Linked DNA regions of Homo sapiens: region 1 is linked to region 2. Evidence: chromatin contacts called from ENCODE Hi-C data. All regions are on one chromosome and are shown on one strand. The core of a region is the stretch at or near the end of the contact, and the rest is flanking DNA. Distances in the headings are between cores, read along the strand shown.

Region 1 (3,127 bases), core at 592-3,091, 600 kb after region 2:
CTCTTTGCCAGAAGATGCTATTTACTTGGAAACAAATTAGCTTCCTTAATCAAACTTTTGAATTTGAAACTCTCTATATTTAAATTCCTTAGTATAACATCTATACTTCCAAAGTAGCAGTATGTTCACTTTAAACATTCAGAAAATTTGGATCCTAAGACTTTATCCTTCATCCTTCTGACTCTAGAATACATGTCCTTGATCATCAGAACCAAGAAAGAAATTGAGTCTCACCAGCTACACCACAAGTGCCAGCAGAGGAAACACTTTCAAACTGTCACTCACCTTCACATTTACAGGCAGCTTATCCATACGTCCTTTATAAACATCATTATGTATTGGTGCTTAAGACTTCAGTCACATGAGGTAAGCTTTCCAGTTTACAGGCAAAAGGGGGTGGCAATGGAGCCCTTTTCTTTATTTTTTTGTTTTTTTAGATCAAAACAAAAGCCAGTTTGGTCTGATGCTGCCATTTGTCAAGCATCTTTTAGAAAGCCGCCTAATGCATTAAATTAACCAAGTCAGGTTTAAAGTGTTTCCCATGCCCACAGTGACAGACGAGTTACCAGGCATGCTTAAGCAGACTGTCAAACTTTTGTTTACTCCTTTTAAACGGAAAGTCAGATTTTTTTTTTTTTTTTTTAAAAGATGTGTGGTGCGGAACAAGACGCTCACCTGTACACAACAAAGGCAGGTCTTTCCCGGCTGTCCTCACTGGGGGAGGGGATGGACAATCGCTAGACCTTTGTCCTCAGGTCCTGGGCATGGGGGTTAGGGGAGACGCGACTTTCTGGGAGTCGTGCAGGCACCTGCAGTCAAGAAACTACATATTGGTTTTGACCTCAATGACTGCCCTGGCTTAACCTTTGGAGAGGCCCTTTAGTTCGGGGAGGGGGCTTGCTGCTCCAAACCGTAGCCACGTCACCCACAAGGACTGGGGAGGAAATGACTGACCGCTCAAGAGTCAGGGACCCCTGTCTCTCCCAACTAGACCCGAACGTCCACAGCCCTCTTATCGGGCTCGCCCCGTGGCGGGCAGGGCCGTGGTGCGCAGGGATCGCGGCGGGCGCAGACCCGGTCTCTTGCTCGGTGTCCCCGCCGCGCCCGCACCGCCACCGTGAGGCCGAGCCGGGGATGGTGCCCCGTGGCGGCGGCGGCGGCGCCTCCGCGCTCCTCTCCGCACCGCCCCGGCCGCCGCCGCGCCAGGCACGGGCGGGGGGATTTTTTTCCCGTTTCCCCCTCTTTCGCGCTCTCGCTCCTGTTCAGCGGGAGAGCCCGCAGAGTCAGGGAGGGAGCGAGGGAAGGGGTGGAGGTGGCGGGGGGAGGCCGGAGGGGCGGATCCTGCCTGGGGGCTGATCCCTCCCTCCCCTCGGCCGGGCTCCGTGGCGGCAGCGGCAGCAGCGGCGGCTCCATTCCCCCTCCTCCCCCGGGAGCGGCGGCGGCGGCCGGGCCGGGGCCCCAGCGCGGGCCGGGAGGGGGCACGGCGGAGGCCACGGAGGCAGGCGCGGGAGAAGACCGCGCTCCGCTTCCCGGGCCGCGCCGACCTGCTCGGCGGCCTGCCCGCCCGCGCCCAGGGGCCCCGAACGGTGGGGCCGGGCAGGCGGCTGAGGTAATGGGGGCGGCAGCGGGGCCGGACAGAGCGGGGGCGGGGGCATCGGGGCCTTCGGGGACCAGGGACTGCACGGGGGGAAACCGGAGAAGCGGGGGGCTTTCCGAGCAGGGCGGGGGCGGTGCGAAAGCTCTCTCCTGGAGCGAGGGCGGCGGCAGGGAAGGAGAAGGCGGGTGAGCGGGGGAGCTGAGAAGCGAGGACCCCCTCCCGCAGCCGCCATCTTGTCTCCCCCCCCAGCCCTGGATTCCGAGCCGCTAAGCCCCGCCCCCGCCACGCCTTCCAATTGGCCTGGCCAGACGAGAGTCCCGCCCCTTGAGCGGCCCTAGGTCCCCTGGGTCCCTCTGACGGGCAGGTGACGCAGCCAATGGGTTCTCGCCTCTCCGCCCCGCTCATTCGCTGGCGCTCGCTTTCTCTGTCTGAGGGTCGGACTCCACGTCAGGCTGTCTCTGGTGCGCTCGCCCCTCCCCTCTGAGGAGATGTTATTTCCCTCCTTTCTTCTCCGAGGGGTCAAGATTCTTCTGGAAGAGGTGCCCCCTTAAAGGAGCAGGAGCCTTGGCTGGGGTCCTCCTTGTCTCCTGAGTATCTTGTGTGAGGTGCAGGGGATACAGTCTAATTGCAGAAGCTCCTCATTCTTCGGGGACCTGGATGGGGTGGGTGAGCGAGGGGTCAGGGGGTGCCGAGGGGAAATCTGGGGGGGCGGGGGTTGTTGGAGATATTTTGGAGGTGTGTATGTGGGAAGGGCTGTGTAGGTTGAGAAACTCCCGCCAAAAAACTCGTCTAGACTGTAAGCTCCTTGTGGGCGAAACTCTTTTCATTTCCCTCATCAGCAGTCCCTTCCCCCTCTAGAGTTTCTCCCCGGTGTCTGGAGGCGTGGGTGGGACAAAACACGTCTGTGTAGAGTCTTGCATGGTCGAGAGATGCTTGAGCAGCCGAGGAGGTGGCAGGTGGGGAAGGAGAAGATGGAGCGGCTTTCATGAAAGTGGGCGCCGCACCGCCTGTCTGCGCTGTTTGGGGTCGGTGTGGAGGCAGATGTTCTCACCTCTTCTAGGGCCTCGGTGCCTTTGGAGGGGTGGGTGATGAAGCAGGTCTGTTGGCCCTGTCTGCCCCCAGGGACTTGGCATTTGTAAGGAATCCAGTAGCCAAGGGCCTCTGGAACCCGGACAGAATTGCTGCGATGATTCTGTTTCCTTTGGCTCCAAATGGGGTGTGTGCCAGCCCGCCTGGCACTGCTCCTCAGCCAAATTGGTTTTTTGTTTGTTTCAGTCACACTTTGGGATTGGAAGGCCTTTCAAGTAAAGATGTTAATAATACCTTATTAACAAGTAGCACCTAGAGAGCTAGATTGTGTTACCCTCATTTTACTGATGGAGTATGGAGGCATAGAGAGCTTAAGGGACTTTCTCTAGGTCACAGAGGGCCAAGATTAGAACCTAGATTGCCCCAGAGCCTCGTTTTGTACCAGACCATAGCACCTCTGTGGTGTTCTTAATTCCCACTGAGAGGAATTGAGCATCGGAA
Region 2 (2,929 bases), core at 182-2,681:
TTGCTCCTAGGCTATAAATCTGTATAGCATGTTATTGTACTGAATATTGTAGGCAACTGTAACACAATGGTAAGTACTTGTGTATCTAAACATTGAGAAGGTAAAGATATGGAATTATAATCTCACGGGACCACTGTCCTATGTGCAATCTGCTGTTAAACAAAATGTTATGCAGCATATGACTGTACATGCATACTAGAGAGGTTCTACAGGGAGTCTGAGGCTTAAGATATTTTTACTGAATTCGCTGAGGGTGGTGACGCACACCTATAAGTCCCAGCTACTCGAGAGGCTGAGGTGGGAGGATTGCTTGAACCTAGGAGTTCCAGGCTGCAGTGAGTTGTTATTGCGGCACTGTAATCTAGCCTGGGTGACAGAGTGAGACCGTCTCAAAAAAAAAAAGATATTTTTACTGGAGTAAAAATTGATATTTCTAAGGAGGTTAAGAGTTCTAAAAAGTTTGCATTTCTAAATATTTAAAACTCTGCCCAAGAAATTTAGACTAATAACACTTTTCATAAAAAAAAAAAAGATTTGCTGAGCAAAGTAAATTTCTCATGTATTGTGGAATGTCTCAAGTATAGAGATTTATTGTCCTAGTAGCTCACAACTTAGTTAACAGATTTTTTTTGTCTGAAGTTTATTGTTGGAAGTATCATCTTCCTCCCTTAAGGAGAGTACATTTAGTGGGGGAGGAAATTATCAGTACATTTGTTGTGGCTTTTGGTTGATCAAGTTTGAATGTTTTCAAAACAGGAAATCCAGAGACTCTGCAAGGATTCCTGCCTGTGCGTTAGTTTCCTAGGCTGTTTTTCAGCTTGATGTATGTACTTGATATTAAAATTAAATGAGTAATTTCAGAAGTTCTCTTTAGATGTGATAACCCATCATTAGTGAGGGAAAAAGATTGGCTACTAATAAACATGTTGGGAAAGATAAATGAAGTAACCATGCCAAAAAAAAGTCAAACTGTAACAAAGGCATAATTAAGAAAGCAAAACATTCATTGTAGCTAGTCTTCTCAGAGAGACAATAAATGACAGAACTAGTGTCTGATGCTGTAATAGGACAGTAAACATTTGTGATAGCTCTTATAAATATTTTCTACTTTACATGTGGACTAATCTTTTTTTTCCTGGTAAATCTAACCCTTCACAATTGGACCCTGCAGTACTATAAAATCTTAAACGGATATACATCCAGACATATACACCCCAGTTTATATAAAAAACCAAAACCATCGCCTTGTAATACTGACAACATTCGGAATGTCAGAGTAAAAGGAGGTATCACAGCCTCATGGTGAATACAGCCCATTGATTCTCTACATCTACAAGTAGCAAAGGGCATTGCTGGGTTAACTGGTTTCTAAACTTGGAACACTGATGTGAAAAGTTCTACGAGACTGCTGACAAGAACTCACACACCACTTGGAGCCACGGAAAGACTGCTGATTGCCACAGTAGGGGCCCTGATTGCAGTAACAGATGCAGATGAGCCTAGCTCCTATAGCTCCACTTATTCTTTTTAATGTTATCTTAAAAATTCCTACCAAAACAAAACAGAACAAAAACCATGGCAGCTCTGGCTGTGGAAGCCCTGTGGTTGCTTTTTGACCTGGCATCTTTTAGTGCAAATACTAACTTAATAAATATTTAATAATAACCATCGTGACTCACTGGGAGTGCAGCCTGTAGGGCTCAGGAGGTCTGTTGCTAATCCCAACCAGCATGATTTACGGGAAGTAAATCATCTATGACATGCCCAAAGAGAATAAAAGTACATACAGGATGCTTCTACTTAGGGCTTTTTTGGTAGAGAAAGAAATAAACAAGTTAAAAAGAGACAACATTTTTTTCTTGACTTAAAGACTATGTAACTTAAAGGGGGAGGGAGGTCCTCCAAATCCCCACAAAGTCAAACCAAACCAAATTACCCAAGCTTAGCTGCGCAATCGGAGTGTAACCACATCAAGCGAGCTGCAAAACATCACTTAAACTGGAGCTCTGACTTATTGTTCTCTTACTGCCCTAGAGCAATTTTGTTTTGAAGAGCACAGAACACCCTGTTCTGAATGTGGCTGGCACATGAACTCGATGTGCTGACAGCAATTTGTACTCCGATTAAAATAGGGGGGAAAAAAGGAAAGAGAGTGCACAGCAGTAACAAAAATGAAATGCAAGAACCCCTAAACCATGCAATTTGTATTTTAGGAAGCAAAACTGAGAAAGAGGCTCCATAACTTAAAAAACAAAAAACAAAAAGCTGTAAATGCTCCAGCCTAAAGACATTAGCTCTGGTAAGTGTCTATTTTTCCCTTTTCTAATTATAGTAGTTGGTGTCTGATAGCTTTGCACTCATTCTCAAAACAATTACTGGGTCATGAGGATCTGAATGGGAATGTTGTAATGGCATTACTACTCGACAAGACTGGTTATCTGGCCAGAGAAAACCAGGTTGTGACAGGTTACTCCCACTGAGCAAGAGTTTTCTCTGTTGCCTAATTCATGCCAAGTGAGCTTCTTTCTGCCTGTGTCTCCTGCCTAATAGAGCACAGTATCCAAGAGAGTAGGATCTTAATAACCCCCTGAAAAAGCAAGCAGAGATGGCTTTCTAAAAGCAGGAGAACAAGAGAAATACTTCCAACACGCATGGTGGTCAGATTTCCCCTAAGCTGTCCGCCTTCCTCCTCTGCACTGTTTTGTACTACTTAGGATGAACACACACCACTGTAAGATTGCTTACAGAACTGACGGACAGATGCTAACAGGCGTGGAACCTGGCTCCTGGAACTGAATAACATTTATGCAAATGATTTCTTTTGGTTGATCAAGTTTGAATGTTTTCAAAACAGGAAATCTAAACAAGAAGTATACACCCAGCAACAAATTCTCCATGAACACCAACCCTTACCAGTCTTCCCTTCACA

The links. Hi-C counts contacts between places; a loop is a spot of excess contacts on that map. Pooled maps may share reads with other maps.
Region 1: a map with no recorded cell type shows a loop between it and region 2 (5-fold over the local background). The contact joins the promoter of BRPF3-AS1 here to the enhancer-like site in region 2. A Hi-C loop is called at or near these places in 1 of 37 single-sample maps with no recorded cell type and 4 of 50 pooled maps.

The regions. Positions count from the first base shown.
Region 1 is chr6:36,195,362-36,198,488 of GRCh38, forward strand. BRPF3-AS1 (BRPF3 antisense RNA 1) reads right to left here and starts at 1,842. Exons shown (of 3, transcript NR_187147.1): 1 at 676-1,842. BRPF3 (bromodomain and PHD finger containing 3) reads left to right here and starts at 1,383. Exons shown (of 13, transcript NM_015695.3): 1 at 1,383-1,609. RefSeq lists a silencer at 998-1,737 and an enhancer at 2,088-2,137.
Region 2 is chr6:35,600,025-35,602,953 of GRCh38, forward strand. The region is part of intron 5 of FKBP5 (FKBP prolyl isomerase 5); the gene reads right to left. Among named protein-coding and RNA genes, the nearest start is that of LINC03135, 58 kb to the left of the region's middle. RefSeq lists an enhancer at 1,168-1,673 and a silencer at 2,348-2,642. Within about 2 kb of position 1,432, at least 31 of the 41 ENCODE cell types and tissues checked have a DNase peak (open chromatin) inside an H3K27ac peak, as active enhancers do.